Regions from separate parts of the Homo sapiens genome. Here region 2 is linked to region 1. The links are chromatin loops, found by intact Hi-C in ENCODE. Cell type or tissue: IMR-90. All regions are shown on one strand. Links, peaks and the distances in the headings refer to the core of each region. The heading gives the core; the rest is flanking DNA. Region 1 has its middle 91 kb from the start of OTUD1. Region 2 overlaps C10orf67 (chromosome 10 open reading frame 67).

Region 1 (10,909 bases), core at 1,544-9,543:
AGCCAAACTTGAGTGGTTTTTTATAGCTGGTTTGATCAAGAGTGGACAGTTGTGGAGAAATATGAGTGGGAAAAAAGGGTATGATCTAATGGTAATAAACTTGGGGAAACTTAGCAAACCTATTTGTTCAAATTCTTCCATGTCCCTGTGTCTTCAGAGATTTTTTCTTTCTGGGTATAGGGTGGGTAGCTTTCACATGAGATTCTTATGCCCTGCTTCAGGAGAGGACAAATGAAGGCCAGAGAGACCTTCCTGTTTCTGCTGTTTTCACACATTCCTTCAGCTTGAAATATTCAGTATGTCAAGGTGCCATACTTTGGGGTAGGGTGTTTGGAAATCACCAGTGCATTTCAAAAGGAATATGAAGACGTTACCAGTGGCTATAAATACATAGAGTAATGGTCATTTTCTTTTCTTTTCTTTTCTTTTTTCTTTTTTTTAAGCAAAGACTCTGTGTACCTTCTATCTGGTGTTAGTTTGGTTAGGTTCTTTTAGTTTTGTAGAATTGTTATCTTGCTGTGATTATGTTCTTTTAACACTAAGGAAAACCATGTAAAAAGCAGGGTGTTCAAAATTCTGGGGACTAAGACTTGGAAAGAAATAGGCCCAGCAAGCCAGTTCCGCAGGGCTGTCATTAGAGAGTTGACTTGGGTGGCACAGAAGGCACCATAGTGCCCTCTAAGGGTGGTAGTTACTGAATTATTGTACTTCGCTGACATACTGTTTACTCATTAAAGGTCTTGGAAAAGCAGAATTTTAACTACCTTTGCTCCAAGAGAATAAACTCTATTTAGAACAAGGGAAAGCTTTCTATTTTTACCCAGGAAAGAGCTAACCCAGGTGTGGACTGGGAAAAGACAACTTCCTAGGTTTTCACGGTGAGGTTCATTTTGTGATCTGGTAACAGGTCATAGAATATCACATCCTTACACCCTACACCGTTAAGCACAAAAGACTTCCAAGGAAGATTGCAATGATTTTTGGATAGCGCTCACCTCTGCTTCTCTATTTTATTTCAAATATTTCAAATATTACAGAGTTGATAGCATCACACACACACACACACACACACACACAAACACACAAACACATTTTAGAGATTTTTTTTTAACAGTAGTTTGAGGTTCACAGCACCCATCACGTGCATGGCTACCCCACTATCAACACCTCCCATCGGAGTGGCATTTTTGTTGCTTGATGAACCTACAGTGACATGTCATTATCATCTAAAGTCCATAGTTTACATTAGGGTTCACTCTTGTTATACCTTCTATGGATTTAGACAAATGCATGGTGATGTGTATCCACCATTGTACTATCATACAGAGTAATTTCACTGCCCTAAAAATTTTCTGTGCTCCGCCTAATCATCCCCCACCCCCAACCTCTGGCATCACTGTTTTTTTTACTGTATCCACAGTTTTGCGTTTTCCAGAATGTTATATAGTGGAATCATACAGTATGTATATTAAACTAAACATGCTCTTATAAAACTAAACATTTTTAGCTTTTTAGGCTTTTCAGATTGGCTTCTTTCACTTAGTACTGTGCATTTAAGTTTTCTCCATGTATTTTCATGGCTTGACAGCTCATTTTTTTTTAGCACTGAATAATATTCCAGTGTCTAAATGTATCACAGTTCATTTATTCATTCACCTACTGAAGGATCTCTTGGTTGCTTCCAAGTTTTTTAGCAATTATGAATAAAGCTGCTATAAACATCCACGTGGGCCAGGTGCGGTGGCTTATGCCTGTAATCCCAGCACTTTGGGAAGCCAGCACGAGTGGATCACTTGAGTCCAGAAGTTTGATACTAGCCTAGGCCACTTGGCTAGTGGTGCGTGCCTGTAGTTCCAGCTACTCAGGAGGCTGAGGTGGGAGAATCACTTGAGCCAGGGAGGTTGAGACTGCAGTGAGCCATGGTGGCACCACTGCACTCCAGCCTGGGTGACAGAGTGACAGAGTGAAACCCTGTCTCAAAAACAAACAAAAATCCATGTGTAGGTTTTTGTGGGGACATAAATTTTCAGCTCCTTTGAGTAAATTTCAAAGAGTGAGATTGCATGGTAAGAGTATGTTTAGTTTTATAAGAAACTGCCAAACTGCCTCCCAAGTGGCTGTACCATTTTGCATTTCACCACCAATGACTGAAGGTTCCTATTGATCTACATCTGGAATTTGGCCATTCTAATAGATGTGTAGCAGGATAACATTATATTTTACACACTTTATAGTTGAAATTTGGTTGGTTACCATTATTTATTTTTTGGTAGTTTGATTGTTCTGATTATTAGTTTTTGATGTCAGCTGGGCACGGTGGCTTACGCCTGTAATCCCAGGACTTTGGAAGGCCTAGGCAGGTGGATCACGAAGTCAGGAGTTCGAGACCAGCCTGGCCAACGTGGTGAAACTCCGTCTCTACTAAAAATACAAAAATTAGCTGGATGTGGTGGCATGTGCCTGTAATCTCAGCTCTTTGGGAGGCTGAGGTAGGAGAATTGCTTGAACCCGGGATGTGGAGGTTGCAGTGAGCTGAGATCGCGCCACTGCACTCCAGCCTGGGTGACAGAGCAAGACTCCGTCTCAAAAAAAAAATTATCAATGTCATTTATCATTAATGAATATCCAGAAAATTGTGTCAACTTCATTTGGATGTGAAAAATACTACATGATGTGCTTGCTATTAAAGAATATTTAATTAGGAAAAATGTCATTTTAGGAAACATATCTTTTTATGTAACTTATCCCATCTGTCTATTACCATGATGTCTGGGCTCTAATTTCCTCTCCTGAATTGCTTGCTCTTTCAAAGTAGAACATCATTTTGTTCACTTTTGTGTTCTCTCCAATTCTTTTCACATGCCTCACACAAAGAAAGAGTGTAATAAATGCTTGACTAAATACCTTGTATTTTAGAAAAAAAAAACCTATGATATAAGCAATTAAGCAAATCATTGGCCCACTTGTTACTTGATGAGACAGGTCAAGTACCTTGCACCTGGTAATAGAGCTAATAAGTGGTAGAACTTGGGTTCAAAATCAGGCAGTTTGATTCTAGAGTTTCCCATCCATAGTCAGGCGATGTATGTATTAGTAGCCACCCCCACCCCCTAACTGATATCTCCTCCTTTTCCCTCCTATAGGAGCAGTGCTCCCTCGTACACAGGTATCCACACCTCCTTTATACAGCCCATTTGCTGCGGGGAGCTGATTCTGTTCCTGGCTTCTGAGATGGGGCATGTACCTAGGTGGAGCCTATACCAATGAGGGACAACTATTCCCTGATCAGAGTTATTGCATCAGGGGTGGGTAGCGAGCCTGAGACCATGTTTGCTGAGTAATTTCTGGTAAAGAAGTGTCCTCTGTTTTGGAAAACTGGGAAAGCAGCTTCTTTCTCTATCCTTAGATATAAATGGAGGCAGGGCCCAGGTAGTTGTGGACAGCCCAAATAGGACTGCTGGGATTGAAGATGACATTGCCAAAGGCAGACAGATGTTGAACTAAACTTGGTCTTGGATGACACTGTTGAGCAATTGAACTGAACCAATCCTGAAACTAACCTTACTTCTAGCATTCAGTCATGTGAGCTATTAATTCTCTTTTATCATTTGAGGTTTTTTTTTCTCACCCAGTGGAAACTATTCATGGCCACAGTAAGGGAAGATAATATTTCTTTCTCAAAAGCTAACTGGTTAGAACTTTGACAGAGTATAGTCATCACGCTTGGAAAGAACTAATTAGATCTCGGTATTAAAAAGCTATGTGATAACTGGTTCATGTTATATTTACAGCTCTATATTCAAATAAAACCCAAATGTCAGATGCTTGAATATGAATATAAAAATATCAGGACCTGCTGTTACTGCAGCTGAAACTGAATTATAGCTCCCTGAGGGAGAATCAATACTTTTCTTTTAAGCCAAACTCAAGATTCCTAAATGTACTTCCAAATAACAAATAATAAATGACCAAGGAAAAGATTTTTAAAATACCTCTACAGAGGATAAAAATTAGGGGGAGAATGCTACTCGTCTGTTACAAGAGTTGGAAAAATCCTCCCTTAAGCTTTTTCTATATATCTTTATTCTCCCCCAGGGTAGAGCCAATTAAATAACTTTTATGGTGAAAAATTCAGTTGTTTGGGATTAAAAAGACAAATAATCAAAGATAAAATCATTACCTTGAGGGCCAGCCATGGTGGCTTACATCTGTAATCCCAGAGCTTTGGGAGGCTGAGGCAGGAGGATGGCTTGAGCCTAGGAGTTCCAGGCCGCGGTGAGCTGTGATGGCGCCACTGCACTCCAGCCTGGGTGACAGAGTGGGATCTTGTCTCTTAAAAAAAAATTATCACTTCGAAAGAGATTTTCTTTAAGATTTTATTTCATTGGTTCTCACCTTTAAACTAGAAGGGCAGAGCTTCTGTTGGTACAGTACTAAGAAAGTATAGAGAACAACAACAAAAATACCTTCAGAATAAGGGGAATGTGTATTGATTATTCTTGATTAGAAAACATACAAGGCTCTCTTAGTCCAAGGACGCCATTATGTTTTCCTTTTTTTTTTTGACAGAATCTACAGGCTTAATACGTTCCTTTCCAGCTTGAAAGGATCTCTCCTCCTTTCTCCCCCTTGATGCTCTATCTTGAATAGTCAAACAGAATTATAAGATGCTTTTTAAATTGGGAAGAAAACAATCATTTTCTGCTTTTGTTTTCTTTGTATCAGGCAGAGGCAAGGGCCTCCAGCCAGCTAATGTGATGGACACGGTATCTGGAGAGTCCTGCATTTCAAAACTTACTCTAAGGAAGACTGCTTTGATTTTCAAAGTCTCTAGTCTACAGAGAGATTGAGCTCTGGCTGCAAGACACTGTCTATCATAGAGCCACATGGCGACATTGCCGTAGAGAAGAGACATAAATAACCACAACTGCCAGAAAATAAAGCTGGTAATCTCTAGAAATGCCTGGATACATTAAAATGAAATATAACCCAGTACTCTGGTTCTTTAGACCCCGTTGAATACTTTGTTCTCAGTCAGCTGATAAAATTTTAATTTATTATTGCGTGTTTATGATGAAATGTAACATAACTCATTCATTGTGTCTGTTAATCCTCTCATTCATAAAAATAGCATATGTGTTGATGATCTACATTAAAGTAATTGTTTACCATGGGTAGTATTATAGCGATAATCTATAAATAATGTGAAAGTTTGTAGAAAATTAAAGTATATAGAACTGTAGAAAGAGATAAATCTTTAAATATTTAAGGTTTTGATCTGCTTGTATAATGAACTGGTGTTTTAGCCATTTGAGCCACCTAGTGGTAATATACATGAGATATGATTTCTTATTCTGAAAAAAAATGTAAAAGTTTAACAGTTTCCAATTTAAAAGGAATAAACTAAGTAAAGCGAATCATAACCATTATATATTATACATTCAGCTTTTGAATTATTACTTATTGGTAGAAGATTGACTATTAGAAAATAAATTATAAAAACAGTTCTTTGCTTATTTTGTTTCTTCTAATAGAGGCCACATAGCCAAGAAAATTAAAATTATAAAAAATTATAATTGAAGGGGATATTTGCAATATGTATAAGAAAGAAAAAGCAATCAAATATTTAGTGGACTAAAATGAATAATACACTTTCCAACTTAATTGTATTCCAATGTAACCTTTGATAAGTGGTCTTCAGTGTAGTCATATTCTCTTAAGTCTGTCTTTTAGCCAATCATTAGTCTGTCTTCTTATATTCAAGGAACAAAACTGAATCACTAATCTGCTCAGTGATCCATTAGAAATACTCTGTAACTGATCACACTGTGTCTAATTTTAGATTTCTTTTACTGGGAACTGTAGATCAAAGCAAGTTTCCATTTTGGCTCTATTCTGGTATAATAACTTCCGGCAGAGCCAAATCATGAAATACTGCTAACTTCACGTGTTAGAATCCACATTCATCTTTGCCTTGTTAACTTTTAAGGAGCTTTTTATTTATTGTTCCAAGAATGCCAGGTTCTTTGGTTTCCTGCTTTCTTAAATTGCCATGTGTCTCTAAATAGGTTTTTTTCAAAATCGGAATTAGCACAAAGATAGATAGATTTGTCTTCTTTGAATTCACCAGCCTCCCTACTTGGTAGGATTGCAAAACTATCTTATGAACCCAGCAGAGAAAATATCCTCTCTTCTTGATGATCCTGCTTGTTGGAACTCTGACCTCTCCATTTCTTCTGTGGTTTCACTGGGTAATCTGAAGACAAGTCTTCACATGTGGTTCCTGGAAGCAATGACATCTAAAGTTGATCTAAAGTCGAGAGGATTGAAGCGTGCCAGCCTGAGAGCAGACAAAACCTTTAAGGAGTAATTGAGCAGGGTAAAAAGGGAATAGACTCTAAAAGAGGAAGAGCTTCCCTGATACATAAGGCACCCAGGAAGATCTGTGGGGGAACAAGATAATGGAGGGAGAATTCTGCTACAACAGAATGGTGTCTGTTATTTTGCTCCCCTCCCTCCACCTTTTTTTAGAAATACCATTTTTCTGGATAGAATGTGTGGTTGTGGGGTAGACGTGTTTCCTAGGCTGGGCCAATCAGAGAATTACCTGAGTCGTTTTGAACTCAGCTCTAGTGAGAAGTCTGAGATATTCTCTGGTGTCAAACTCAGGAGATGTGAATTGTGGTGCTGCTTCCTGCTTTGTGGAGAAAATCAGTCCAGAAGATGAGATGGCAGCTGACAGCAGAAACAGGCAGAGACATAGAGCAGGGAACATGCCTGAGCCACGCTTTTTGGAACCAGTACATTTCCCCTTTTGCCTCAGCTAGTTGGAGTTGGGTTTCTGTCACTTACATCCCAAAGAGTCCTGATTAGTACAGAGCAGATACTGCCTGCATAGTCAAGTAACTTGTTCAAGGGTTATCAGTGAACAGAACATTCTGGAAGGTAAGGGAAAACAGCAGGTTCCAGAGTCCCAAGAATCAGGAAGATGATGATCAGGAGGAAGACCTGATAATAATCAAAACAGGGTAAGTGACTGATTTAATATTCATAAGACACAGAGACGCAAGAGGATATGAACTTTTCATTTACCTTAAAATGCTCATTCCAAACCATGCAAGTTTCCTTCATTTCTTTTCTCCATATTAAAATTTTTACTAATATATCATGATGACTAACTTTTGCAAGTAGGAAGTACCAAGATGCCTAATAATAGCTTCTGGGTTGGGGCTGATGCTAGCTGTAGCAATATCGCATCTCTTATGCCCATGGCTCTATCTCAGTAAAACTGCCCCATTTAGTAAATGAGGATTTTCCAAAACCTTCGGTCCCCAGCCGTGTTTGGTATCAGGTGACCTGCTCATCCCCATCCTGTCCCCATCTCACTCATAGTTTATTAGGCCAATTTGAAATTTCAAAAGTAGAGTCTTCATGAAATGAAGACTAAACACAAAATTCCAAAACGAACTTCAAAAACCCACAAAGACTGCAGAACCGTAAGTAAACTTACTTAGGGAATATGAGGGAGCAGGGCTTTTCTTTCTTCTGGGTGCATTTTTAATGCAGAGTCACAGATATCAGCCAATGCTAGGGTCTAGCTCCTGTTCAGGTGGCCTTGGTTTCCCATCTTCATCTCATTAGCCACAGGCTCTTTGAATGAGCTTATTAACTATCATGGCTTTAGCTTCCACCAAGGTGCTAATGGCTCCCAAATTTCCATCTCTAGTACTAAACTCTTTCTTTCTTTCTTTTTTCTTTTTTGAGACAGAGTCTTTCTCTATCACCTAGGCTGGAGTTCAGTGATGAGCTCTCAGCTCACTTCACCCTTGACCTCTGAGACCCAAATGATCCTCCCACCTCAGTTCCCCAAGTCACTGGGACCGCAGGTGTGCACCACCATGCCCAGCTAATGTTGTTTCTTTTTTTGTAGATACAGGGTCCCCCTATGTTGTCCAGGCTGGTCTCAAACTCCTGGGCTCAAATGATCCTCCTCAATAATAACTTAATTGTATATTTAAAAATAAGGAATGTAAATGGATTGTTTGTAACTCAAAGGGCAAATACTTGAGGGGATGGATAGGGTTATTCTCCATGATATGCTTATTTCACATTGCATGCCTGCATCAAAACATCGCACATACTCCATGAAAATATACACCTACTATGCACCCATAAAAATTTAAAACCATAATTTAAAAAAAAGAGATCCTCTTGCCTCGGCCAAAGTACTGGGATTTACAGGCATGAGCCACTGTGCCAGGCCCTAAACTGCTTCTCAAACTCAAGACCTGTGTATATAATTGTGTACTGGACACTTTTTCTCATAAGTCCCAGGGAAACCTCGAAGTCAATGCGTCTCACAATGAAACTCTTCCTAAGTTCTTCATAGTCCCTGTGTCAGGGAGTAGTATCATTATCTACCTGATTGCTTAAGCCAGAAACCTGTGAATCATCAGTGATGCCCTCACTTATTGTCCCCTATGTCTTCTCAGTCATTATGATACTTCAACGCTATTTCTATTATTTCTGAAAAGCACCTCTTTCTATCCCCAGTACTACATTCTTAGTCAAGATTCTTCTTACTTTTTGTATGTCTTCTTATAACAGCCTCCTAATTTCTTTTCTCAGCCTTGAGTTATTCACCTCTCACTACCATTCTCCTTTCTGGAGTTAACTTTCTAAATTGAAGATCTCATAATGTCAGTTTAAAAATCATTCATGAGGCTGGGTGTCATGGCTCATTCCTGTAATATCTGAACTTTGGGAGGCAGAGGCAGGGGAATTGCTTGAGGCCAGGAGTTTGAGACCAGCCTGGGCAACATAGTGAGACCCCCGTCTCTATTTAAAAAAATGAAAATGAGGGCCAGGAGTGGTGGCTCATGCCTGTAATCCCAGAACTTTGGGAGGCTGAGGTGGGCGGATCATGAGGTCAGGAGATCGAAACCATCCTGGCTAACACATTGAAACCCCGTCTCTACTAAAAATATAAAAAAATAGCCGGGCATGGTGGCGGGCACCTGTAGTCCCAGCTACTCGGGAGGCTGAGGCAGGAGAATCACTTGAACCTGGGAGGCAGAGCTTGCAGTGAGCCAAGATTGCACCACTGCACTCCAGCCTGGGCAACAGAGGGAGATTCCATCTCAAAATAAATAAATAAATAAATAAATAAATAAATAAATAAATAAATAAAAAGAAAGCGAAAACATTAGCCAGGTGTGGTGGTGCAAGCCTGTAGTCCTAGCGATTTGGGAGGCTGAGGTGGGAGGATCACTTGAACCCAGGAAGTCATGGCTGCAGTGAGGTATGATTGCACCACTGCATTCCAGCCTGGGTGACAGAGTGACATGCTGTGTCAAAAAAAAAAAAAAAAAAAAAGAAAAGAAAAAGAATATCTTGCATGAGATCATTTGCTAAGGAGCCATGAGTTCTTTTGCATGACCTTTCCATCCTGTCCAACATGGTGGTTAGCCAGTCCTTCCCTTCAACTCCACATTCCAGCCAGGCTAGTTGATCCTTAAATGTGCTGTGCTCCTTCCTGCCTCGGTGTGCTAGCTGCTCCTTCTATGAACATCCTCCCCACTGCTTCTGCCTGCACGGCTTCACAATTCAGCTCAGGTGCTTCCTCCTTTAGACAGCCTTAAAGTTTTTTCTCTGTGAACACGTCTACTATAGACTTGCTGTGCCATCATCTGTTTACTTCTGAGTTTCCCCAAATATGTTGTAAACTTCTTGAAGCTAAAACCAGCACCTGGATGTTCAATGAATAATCAAATAGAGTATTTTATTCAACCGGTAAGTTCAAAGATGATTAAAACCACGAACTCTTTACTAATTACCCTGTTTGGTGTTTACACTCTGGGCAGAATCAATTCTGAAACAAATAAGAAAAATGAAGATAGCAGTGGTGCTATATTAGTATTGATAAAAGACACTGCAAAGGAGGAACCTCCTGCCATTATCCACCCACTTCTAGCAGAAGAGATTGGTGGGTGAAAGAAATGAAGTATGGTAACCTAACCTGACATATGCTAGGGTGGGCGGAAGGCAATCATTGCATTCTGATGGAGTAATACCTAGGTAGAGGTTCTGCTCCATTGTTAGCTGTTAAGCAGCTGTAACAAACATTGGCAGGTGTCTGAACTTTAAAAGCCTTTGATTGTCCAAAAAAGACTGGAAAATACCTTTCCAGAAGAAAGAGAGGAGTTGTGTAGCATCCTATGAGGACTCAAACAGAAGAGTGGATGTGACTTGGATTTTTATGCTCCCAACTCAGAGGAGTTGGCCGGGTAAGCTGTTTTCAGTTTGTTTTCTGTTTTATCTATTTACGCTATTACTCAGTAACATTTAGCAGATAGCTAACAAGATAGCATTTAGTCTTTTTTTTTTTTTTGTATTTTTTTAAAAAATAGAGACAAGGTCTCACTATGTTGCCCAGGCTGGTCTCAAAGTCCTGGGCTTAATGATCCTACCACCTTGGCCTCCTGCAGTGTTGGAATTACAGCGTGAGCCACCATGCCCCACCAGCATTTAACTCTCTCTAGGTCAACTATATTAATCCTTAAGATCTCTGCCCCTTTCTTTCTGGGACACTTACCCATCTGAATTATCCACAAGAGATACCCTAACATTTACCCTCCATAGAGGGGAGCTAGAGATACATCCAAGGGATATAAAATAGAGGACCTATCATACTGGTCAAATAAGAAATTTTCAGCAATATTTATTTAGCACCAACTCAGAAGTTGCTCTAGAATTCCTATAAAAAGGGGATTAAGGACATAATTTGTTTGAGTGGGGAGGGGCTGATGGAGATTATGTAGTAGTAGGTGAAGCTAAGTCTTTTCTGAGTCCTTGAATCCCCTTCTTGTGTTGCCATGGTATCTATTTTCTTACTGTATTATGCTGGGCA
Region 2 (10,909 bases), core at 1,626-9,625, 230 kb before region 1:
ACCTTTTGAATAGTTTTGTGATCCTTTTCTGCCATCTCTTTCATACTTATAAGTTCATCTTCTGTAAACAAAAGGAGAGAGAGGCCAACCATGAAATTACATGCTTATGCCCCTGTATTTAAACGGCCTGCTTCAGGGCAGGCTGTGGGGCACTAGCAGGCATAGTGGACACAAGGCCTAGCAGGACTGTGACCTTCACAACTGCCCTTGACATTCGCAGCCTTCTTCCTGCTGTTCAGATGGCCGGTCAGATAGGGATTAAGAAGTAAGTTCAAGATCCAAGTGTGGCTGAGGGCTGAAAGCTTTTCATCAATACTAGCGACGGACATTTTTGCTGTTGGTCACAGCCAATACAAAGAGCTTTAGCAGGTGGCAGTTTATGACTTAATAAGAACGACCCAAAACTAAAAAGCCTTGCTATGCCACAGCAGAAGAGAATGAGACTATACTGGCATGGTAGAATTTTACATCCAAGGGATAATATTAATATAATATATCTCATTTTACTGATATTTTGCTATAATTCATTGTATTGCCTGCTCATTGCTTTGAATACTGCAGATTAAGGACAACATCATGTAATTAACATAATCACTCGGATCACAGTTAAATGAAAAAATACGTTAGAGCAATCTCACCTTGGTGATTATTTTTTTCTCTTTTCCACATGTTCTAACAACTTCGGTGATTTAAACACAACTTTCACCAATGTTTGTGGTATGAAAGAAAAGAGGTATTAAGTATACAAATGAAATTGTGTATTTAAGCTTTGCATCAAAAATTGAAGTAACTAGTAAGTACTAGCATATTTTCCTGAAGGGCTAACTCTGTTTTCCCTACAAAGCATATCCCTATATGTATTCTTAAGTTTTTAAATGTTATCAAGTTTAGATAATCAGTTAAGCATCTGAAACAAATCAGCAAAAGTTTCTATCTGGCTATAATATTTCTAAGTGAAATGGAGCATTGATTAGCAAATTTTTGCAAAGGCCAATGTCTGTCTTGAAACAACACCCTGAATTAACGTGACATGGCTCAGGGGTACAACTACAAACACATCCTCTGTCCCAAGCAAGAAGTGCTATCTTTAATAAAAAGCAAAGATGGCTATGAAATTCATCTTTCAAATGTAAATAACCAAACGAATGTATGTTTGGAAAAGACAAACATAGTTATGAGCTTTACAAAGTGACCAATATACAGATTTTTCTCAAAAGTGATTTCAAAATGTTACCTAATCCTGAATTTTCTTTTAGATTGATCTGGATTTCTTCTTCAAGCTCTGAAATGATCTGAAGCAGCCTCTCATTTTCCACTTTGTACTCCAAATTTTCCTTTTCTAGGTTTGATTTTGGAGAGCTGGTTTCTTTGGCAAAAGATTCCTAAAAGATGGAGAATGCCATATTCCTAAGCAGGGAGCCAAGGATTTAAATATGCAAGACAAGGACAATACAGATACAGAAAAGCTATCATATAATTTTCTGAATTCTATTACACACTTATAAGAATAGTAAAAAGGAAGGAGCCTAAATAGAGCTTGCTGGAAGAAAGGCTCCAGTACATTCTGTACAAAGACCTCAACACATGGGGACATTTTATTGACAGGAATAATGCATATCATACTGTTTGTGTGCCCTCATCATTCAGGTCAATTCATTATGGAGGCTGTGTCCGGGGAGGCAGCTGGGGCCCCTCCACCCACACTTCCCTCTGTGTGTGTCTGAAGTGCTGTCCGCCTGTAACTAGGCAGGCTGGGGGGACCAGGACGGGCAGCGCCAGGGGGTGGCAGAGTGCATGGCTAAGGAGGGGGGCTTGTTGCCTTTGTGGCATTTCCCAGTGTCAGTGCTGCCAGTGTCATGAGGAGCACATCACATGTCAAAGTGGTGACGTTTTCAGGCTGGGAGCCGCATGGAGTCCATCAGGCACACGGATATCCACACAGTTGGTTTTCTGCTTGGTGGAGGAGCCACCCAGAGGCAATTCATATTCTGAACATTAACATGGCTTTGCATGCTTGTCACACGGGGTCTGTGCAGGCGTTTAATGCTATTGAAGACTTTGGTTTAAATCTCTATGCAAACAGTGATTACCTTGTAAGAAGGTTTCAGGATAACTTACAACAAAAGACTTTAAAGTTATAGTTTTAGTAAAGCAAACTCATTTACATTTTTATTATGTGCGTCTTTTGTTTAAATCTTGCCATGTCCATTATGGGAGAGCTTTTTCTTACGCAATAGACGCGCTTATTGGGACAGCTACTCTTTTTTTTTTTTTTTTTTTTGCCTTCTTCTTCTTGTCTGTTTCAAAGCTATTGAAAACATCTGAATATCCTCCCTTATGGCTGTCTAGATTTTATTGCCATGCATTAAAAAAAAAAAAATTAAGCTCTAATGGATTGGGGAAGCTGGTGCAGAACTTTATACTTTATTGTGGTATGATATTAAACAGATTATGCAATCTCAAAATATTATTATGCCAAAGGAGATAGAAGATTCTACATGCCTTGTTCAAAATTACTATAGACATTAAAAATACTTTTGATCTTAAGGTCATCACAGGTGAATTATAACTTATTCTTTTTACAGTAATTCCATGATGGCAATAACTAAAAATAAAATCTTCCCTCAAAAACAAAATAATTTCTCTCGACTGATTTCCCTTTGGAACTACACTTTCATTTAAGGTTAAGGATATGTGGAAGTAAACTATTAAAATATTTTCCCCTGTAACAGTTTTAAAGAAAAAGAAGTGATTTAAATTTTTTGTAGTACATTAATAAGTCCTTTAAAACAAGTGACTTACTAATGAAATTACGTATGGTATATATATGTGTGTGTGTGTGTGTGTAAGAGTTAGTAATATTTAAAATATGTTCTTAAATTTTGCACTAAGCTCAATTACAAATCTTCATGACTTTGATTCACCATTTCACTTAAATTATTTGAGCCCAATTCATCTTAACTAATGAGAACTAACAAACCTAGTAAGTAGTTAATAAACAACACTGTTTTCTTAATAAACGAAGAATCCGTCATTAATTTCTTGTCCCACATTGTTCAATTTGAGACCATCACAGAATGCATTTATAGACTAAAAGGTTTTGTGTGTGTGTGTGTGTGGAAAGAAATAAACAAACAATACTGGCCTTAATAGGCTTAAGCATACTTTTCCTAACAGTGGCAGAATATGAACATCCACAGAGGATTACATGAGCACCCGATTCTCATAAACTAAAGAAGAACTATTTGAATTCATCAGATGAAGTGTAAAATTTACAAATGGTAGCAGCTAATACCTAACTACGGGTTCTAAGAATCTCTTTGTATGAAAGCAGGACGCAAGGAAAACACATTAAATACGGGGGTTTGTCCTCCACATATCAAACCACAACCCCTGTTCTTCCAAGGTTAACCCTTAGCTCTGTCCCCACCATCTGTCAGCTGTGGGAACTGCAAGTAATTAACTATTCAGACGCCCACAGCAATGAGGACACTCATTAGCAAAATGAACAAAGGGATCGTTCTGAGCTGCTACGGTGCTCTGTTACACTCTGAGTGGCAGGTTTTGTGGTGGTGTTCCTTCTGCCATCTGCCCACACTGCTAGTTTGTGTTTGCTTAAACCAGGAGACTTTTAAAAAATAAACTGCCTTAATAAAATGAGGTTAAGAAGGATGGAGATCATTAAAGGCAGTTAACTGGATGTAGCCGTTTAAACCACACTATAAGAGAGACTGTGTGCAATCCATGATCATTCTGGAATTTCAAAATTGTAAAGAAACTTACCAATCTCAAGTTTTTCTTTCATATTATAAAAACTAGGGCTTCAGGTGGTGGCATATGTGCTATATCTTTTGTGAATATTCACAAGATGCATAGAATTACAAACTGAATCCCAAATTGAATCTCGAAAGAATCATTTTTGAAAACAGGTGTACTTGGGAGCTTTGCTCCTCAAATGCGGTCCATGGACCAGGAGCCTCAGCATCACCTGGGAACTGATTAGAAATGCAGCCCCTCAGGCCCAACCCAGAGCTACTGTGTCAGAGTCTGCATCTAACGAGATCTGCAGGTGATGCATGTGAGCAGTAAAGTCTGAGAAGTCCTGCTTCAGAGCACTTTCTGTGCCTTCTCAGCAGTTTCCCCTCCACAGGCTCCATTGAATTGGACATCTCAATTTTCTGGGGAGGAGCAGAGTTCTGATGCAAGCCCATGCCTCATGACAGTCACAGAGAAGAGCAGGTGCTTTCCCAATGAGTGACAACCAGGAAAGTGGCACTCTGGGCAGTGCAACCCTGCAGAGCTGCCACTCTTGAATGACAGCTCTGTTTCAGAGCTGTCAGCAACAAGCAGATATGCTCGCAATGGAAGGTAGGTGGGTGATGGTTGCAGGGCTCATCAGTGTTGGGATAAGAAAAATAAAAAGTCTATTCAAAATGCCAGCTCCAATTGAAATTAAAACACATGCACAGGCACACACACACACACACAGAAACACACACACACACAGAAACACACACACACAATTACAGAGACATAAAGGCTAACCTCCTTTATAAATTCTCAAGAGGATTAGCCAACGGACAGCATGGAAACCTGATGGCTACAATGGTATGCAGCTGAGTCACATTGATTTCCCACCGAATAAAACCTGAACATTTCATCCCTTGAATGAAGTTGCTCTTGGGAAAATTCGACATTCAGGATGTTCCCATCTGGAGATGAGAAATTACAACTACTTATTAATTATAAAGCTATTGAAGTAATTTGATAATCAGTAAGAGTAAACTAGATAACTGTAGATAAACTAAATAAAACTTGTTTATTTCACTTTTTTTTTCAACTTACTTCCACTGCTACTTTGAAATTTTTAATTGTTTTTCCAAATCCCGTGTTCCCAATCTAATTTGAGACTTGGTGTCCCAGGGGTTTTTAAAATACCACTAGAGGGGGCAGTTGAATCAGATGAAATTTCAAATAAAAAAGATCATCTAGAACTTAAGGTTTTAGGAAAGTTTGTTCTTAGAGAATGTAGGAAAAAAGTGTGTTTCATTTTATTTGATATAAGCTATGACCTGCCTTTGTGGCATTCATGTCTGTGTTCTTGAAATGGTGACACGTATGCTTTCCATCACCCTCAGTCAGGAGGGGAGAGCAGAGCAGTCAGGAGGGGAGAGCAGACACGTATGCTTTGTCGGGGTCTCCAGGAGAAATCCATACACCCCGTTAATCAGAATCACCTCACCTTCCTCAAATATTAAGAGTGTTTACAGAAATTCTAATGTGCTCTTTGGGGACTAACTACATTGGAATAACCAGAGTATTCTGGATGCCACTGAAAGCCAGAGAACAGCCTGCTTACATATGAGCCGGTGTGGCTCCCACCTGCTCTCCTTTTCACAAAGCCACAGCCCATCCTCACGCTTTCCCCAGAATGTCCAGCTGGGCCAGGTAACCAGCTGAAGAGAAAAGTTAGAGGTGTAAATATTTCAAGAGTATAGGGAGCTGTCTTACCCAATTGGGGTGTTCTCAACAGTCCAGAGGTCTGTTTGGTACATTTTATGGAACATAAACGGATGGCCATAAGGATTTGTGCATTTCCTTATAATACCTGAATTGATACATGAATATTTCTTCAAAGAACTTGAAGCAATTTACATTCAATACAGCAGGTGTTCTTATCATAACTCTCTAGTTTAGCCAGGCGGGTATCATGTTGCATTTCACAAATGGGAAATAAATGGATCAAAATTGCCTTGCCACATCTACACTGGATGTCTTTGGCCAAGGCAGGATTAAAAGCAAACTATTACAGTTTTTAGTCTTTTCTATTAAATTGTTTTCTTCAAAAAGTAAAAGTAAATGTAAACCCAAGAAAAGGTTTTTCAAAGGCAAATGCAAAAATTGAATGTGCTTCCTAGTCCAAGATATATACAAAAATTAATATTCAATTTTATTAGATCTATGCTATTGACACAATGCTGTATTGCTTAGAAGGTGCTCAATTTTTTCTAGATATAAAGATTTCTAATAGATTAACAAAGTAAACACCTAAAGCAAACATTTAAACCAGTTTAAATACGATCCTTTAGAATGGTTTGTGTTTGATTCATTATCTCTTATAACGTTGAAGTTTTAAATAAGAGTACTAGTGAGGGATTTAGATAAACCATAAATTGTATTCAAAGGCATGAGCAACCCATAAGTGTTTCTTCCTAGTGTTAACATTTTGACATATAACTTTTCAGATTTTCCTGTATGCATGTGTCGATATTTCTATGTGTACTTTTTTTTTTTTGCAGTTGCAAGATTTAATAGAGTTAAATAGAGTGGAAACAGGGCTCCCATACAAAAGGAAGGGACCCAAAGAGGGTAGCCATTGCCAGCTCGAATGCCTGGGTTTATATCCCGATCATTGTCCCTCCCACTGTGCTCTTAGGCAACAGATGATTGGCTATTTCTTTACCTCCTGTTTTTGCCTAATTAGCATTTCAGTGAGCTCTCCTTACTATCTGATTGGTCTGGTGTGAGCTAAGTTGCAAGCCCTGTGTTTAAAGGTGGAAGCGGTCACCTTCCCAGCTAGGCTTAGGGATTCTTAGTCGGCCTAGGAAATCCAGCTAGTCCTGTCTCTCAGTGCCCCTCTCAACAGGAAAACCCAAGTGCTGTTGGGGAGGTTGGCTGATGACCGCTCTAATTGCTTCCTGCTGAATTGGGGTGTACTAGGGGTCGTGCAGTTGAGATTTCCTCGGGAGGGGTGACTTTGATGTCATTAACATCGGAGCATGGGCTAGCAGGCTGGTCCAGGGGTCTGTGGTAGATCTTAGTCACAGACTGCATCTGGGGCACCATTTGAAGAATGATTTGTAGTTTTACAGCTTTGATTCTGGAAGAGACAAACTTAACAAGGAGGTTAAAGATACAGGGATTGAAATGTATGGCCTGCAGTGCAGGGGATTATTTCTTTGGCACACTTTACAGGCCTTGACTATCTGCTTGATAGTTTTGAAAAGGCCTGGTCCAGTAAATAATAATTTGGCCACCTGATGGGTGCTATTAATGCCTAAGTGAAAGGTTTGGTGAAGGGTTTTAAGTAATTTCCATTGGTTAGCTGCAGGCAAAAGTATTTTTCCTTCTTCCATGGCTAGCCATCCTGAGGGAAGGCAACTATGTCCTCGTGAGGTTCCCCATTCTATTTCTTCTTCTGAGTACTGGGGCTTGCTTTCCTGGAGGGGATTACCCCATACTAGAGGTCCCCTTCTATAAGCATTTCTAATGGAGGGTCCTTCCTTGTGGCTGTTTTGGCTTCAATATCTTCTTGGTGGTTCCTTTCTATTTCCCTTTCCTTTCCTTTCCTTTCCTTTCCTTTCCTTTCCTTTCTGATGACCCCACCAGTCTAAGACTGCCACCTCTTTAGGTTTCTGTACAGCCAATAATATTTCCCTAATGGCTTCCTGATGTTTGATAGGTGTTCCCTCGGAAGTTAGGAATTCCCTTTCTCTCCATATTGCTGCATGGGCATGGAGGACTAGGTAAGCATACTACTCTGTATATATATTCACCCTTTTTCCTTCTCTTAATTCTAGTGCCCGAGTGAGGGCTATTAGTTTTACCAGCTGAGCACTAGTTCCTGGAGTGAGGGGATTACTTTCAAGTACTCCATTATCACTGACAACTGCATACCCCGCTTTTCGAAGTCCTTTTTCTACAAAGGAACTTCCATTAGTATACAAGTTGAGGTTGGGATCAGTCAAGGGAACCTCTAAAAGGTCCCCCTGAGCGGCATAGGTTTGAGCAATTACTTGTTGACAGTTATGTTCTATCTTTTCTTCTTTGTCTGGAAGAAATGTGGCTGGGTTAAGAGTTGCACAAGTGCGCAGTCGCAGCACTGGCCCTTCAAGTAATAGAGCCTGATATTTAAGTAAACAGTTGTCTGACAGGCACAAGTCTCCTTTAGCAGTGAGTAAGCCATTCACATCGTAAGATATCCACACAGTAAGATCTCTTCCCTGTATTATTTTAACTGCTTCAGATACTAAGACTGCTACTGCCACCACTACCCGTAAACAATGAGGCCAACCCGGCCGGGCATGTTGGCTCACGCCTATAATCCTAGCACTTTGGGAAGCTGAGGTGGGCGGATCACAAGGTCAGGAGATCGAGACCATCCTGGCGAACACGGTGAAACCCCATCTCCACTAAAAATACAAAAAATCAGCCAGGCGTGGTGGTGTGCACCTGTAGTCCCAGCTACTCGGGAGGCTGAGGCAGGAGGATGGCATGAACCTGGGAGGCGGAGCTTGCAGTGAGCCGAGATGGCACCACTGCACTCCAGCCTGGGCGACAGAGTGAGACTCTGTCTCAAAAAAACAAACAAACAAAAAAATAAAAACAATGAGGCCAACCCTTTGCCACTACATCAATTTCCTTACTCAGGTATGCCACAGGTTGCAAGCTCATCCCTCAGACCTGTGTGAGGACTCCTAGAGCTATTCCTGTTTTTTCTGTGACATATAAAGAAAAGTCTTGCCCCATTGGCAAGCTTAACACTGGGGCTTGGGTTAGGGCTTTCTTTAGGGCCTGGAAAGCCACTTCTGCTTCAGGTGTCCATCTTACTAAATGGGTATTGGCTTTCTGAGTTTCCTTAATTAGTGTATATAATGGTCTGGCTATTTCGCCGTACCTGGGAATCCATATTCGGCAGTTCCTGTTATGCCAAGGAACGCTCTTAGTTGCTTCAGGGTTTTGGGATAAGGATAAGCCAATATAGCCTGGATACATTCCTCACTGAGGGTCCTGGTGCCTTTGGATAATTTTAGCCCTAAGTATTTAACCTGCTGTGAGCAGAGCTGAGCTTTTGGTTTGGAAACCTTGTAGCCACAGGTAGCAAGGAAATTTAAGAGCACCTGGGTGGCTTGATGACACAAGGTTTCTGAATGGGCGGCTAAAAGTAAATCATCCATGTACCGAAGGACAACAGTGTCCAGGTATGAGAACTGGCTCAAGTCTTGGGCTAATAGTCTTGGGTGCCTGGCCAAATAGATGGGGGCTATTCCTGAACCCTTGGGGTAAAACAGTCCAGGTGAGTTGAGACATTGGGTTTGAAGGATCTTCAAAGGCAAACAAGAATTGAGAGTCAGGATGTACAAGGATGCAGAAAAAGGTATCCTTAAGGTCCAGGACTGTAAACCACTCTGCTTCCTCTGGTATTTGGGAAAGCAGAGTAGAAGGGTTAGGTATAGCTGGGTATAGAGGAACAACAGACTCATTGATAATCCTGAGATCTTCCACTAACCTCCACTGTCTGTTGGGTTTCTGTACTCCTAAAATTGGAGTATTGCAGGGGCTATTGCATGGTTTTACTAGGCCTTGGGCTTTTAGGTCCTTAATCTTTTGGAGTCCTTGTTGGACCTTGGGTCTAAGGGGGTACTGCCTTTGGTAGGAAAAGGAGGCGTAATCCTTTAGTTTAACTTGAACAGGACAGGCATTCTTTGCTCGTCCATATTGTCCTTCTGTTGCCCAGACTTCAGGATTAGTTCCTTCCTCAAGCAGGGGACAACAAATGGGGTGTTCCTTCTCCTATGTTCAGGTGTATAATGGCCCCTGCTTTTGCTAGAATGTCTCTCCCTAAGAAGGAAGTGGGGCTTTCAGGCATAATTAGAAAAGCATGTGAAAAGAGTAAAGTTCCCCAGTCACAACTTAGTGGCTGGGAGAAGTATCTAGTGACTGGCTGTCCTAGGACCCCTTGGATAGTGACAGATCTGGAGGACAATTGTCCACGACAGGAGAGTAAGACTGAGAAGGGGGCGGGTGCAGTGGCTCATGCCTGTAATCCCAGCACTTTGGGAGGCTGAGGCGGGCGAATCATGAGGTCAAGAGATCAAGACCATCCTGGCTAACACGGTGAAACCCTGTCTCTACTAAAACATACAAAAAATTAGCCGGGTGTGGTGGCGGGCGCCTGTAGTCCCAGCTACTCAGGAGGCTGAGGCAGGAGAATGGCGCGAACCCAGGATGTGGAGCTTGCAGTGAGCCAAGATCGCGCCACTGCACTCCAGCCTGGGTGACAGAGCGAGACTCTGTCTCAAAAAAAAAAAAAAAAATTACTGAGAAGTCTGTGCCAGTGTCCAGGAGACAGTTAACCTCCTGGCCTTCAATGGTCAAGCATATCTGGGGCTCTGTGAGGGTGATGGCATGGGCTGGTGCTTGCCCCAGGCACCCTCAGTCCTGCTGCTCGATCATCCGGCTAGTGGCTTCTGACTCAGAGGATCTTTGTCCCCTGGGGCAGCGGGCCTTCCAGTGATTCCCTTGACATAAGGGGCATGGATGAGAGGGTGGCTTACTTGTACTTGGACAATCTTTTTTAAAGTGTCCTTATAGACCGCACTGGAAGCAAGCCCTATTAGGCATTCGATTTTCCCAGCTTTTCCCTTTTCCAGAGCCTCCAAAGTCCGCTTGCCTGAGGGCCATGACTAAAGCGGTGGCCTTTTTTTATCCCGTTTGTCCCATTCCGCCTGCTCCTCCTGATCTCTATTATAAAAAACCGAGGTTGCCAAGTTCAATAGAGTTTCTAAGTTTTTCTCCGGGCCTAAGGTGGACTTTTGAAGTTTTTTTCTAATGTCTGCAGCTGACTGAGTAATAAACTTATTTATCCTTTAAGATCAGTTGGACTTCAACAGAGTCAGGTGATAGAGAGGTATGCTTCCTCAATGCCTCTCTTAGTCTCTCCAGAAAGGCAGTAGGATTTTCTTCCTTTCCCTGTGTTGTAGTGGACATCATTGAATAATTCATAGGCTTCCTCCTAGTTTCCCTTAGTCCTTCTAGCACGCAAGTTAGCAAATGTCTGCAGCACCAATCTCCATGTTCTGATTCTGTGTCCCAGTGAGGGTCTACACTGGGAATTGCCTGCTGGCCT

The links. A loop is a pair of places that touch in the nucleus more often than their neighbours do. Peaks named below come from ENCODE experiments on the same cell type or tissue, not always from the same donor. Only the 100,000 strongest peaks of a DNase experiment are listed, where the experiment ranks them.
Region 2: it touches region 1 in a loop (11-fold over the local background); 4 of 110 quality-filtered maps call a loop at or near these places.

Annotation. Positions count from the first base shown.
Region 1 is chr10:23,524,934-23,535,842 of GRCh38, forward strand. No RefSeq gene overlaps it. Among named protein-coding and RNA genes, the nearest start is that of OTUD1, 91 kb to the left of the region's middle. In IMR-90, for the core only: a CTCF peak has its summit at 5,321 (motif pointing left); no DNase peak of the experiment used is centred there; H3K27me3 peaks cover 267 bases.
Region 2 is chr10:23,289,898-23,300,806 of GRCh38, forward strand. C10orf67 (chromosome 10 open reading frame 67) reads right to left here. Exons shown (of 16, transcript NM_001371909.1): 6 at 1,235-1,382; 7 at 3-61. Among named protein-coding and RNA genes, the nearest start is that of C10orf67-AS1, 49 kb to the right of the region's middle. In IMR-90, for the core only: CTCF peaks have their summits at 3,436 and 4,927 (motif pointing right); no DNase peak of the experiment used is centred there; H3K27me3 peaks cover 502 bases.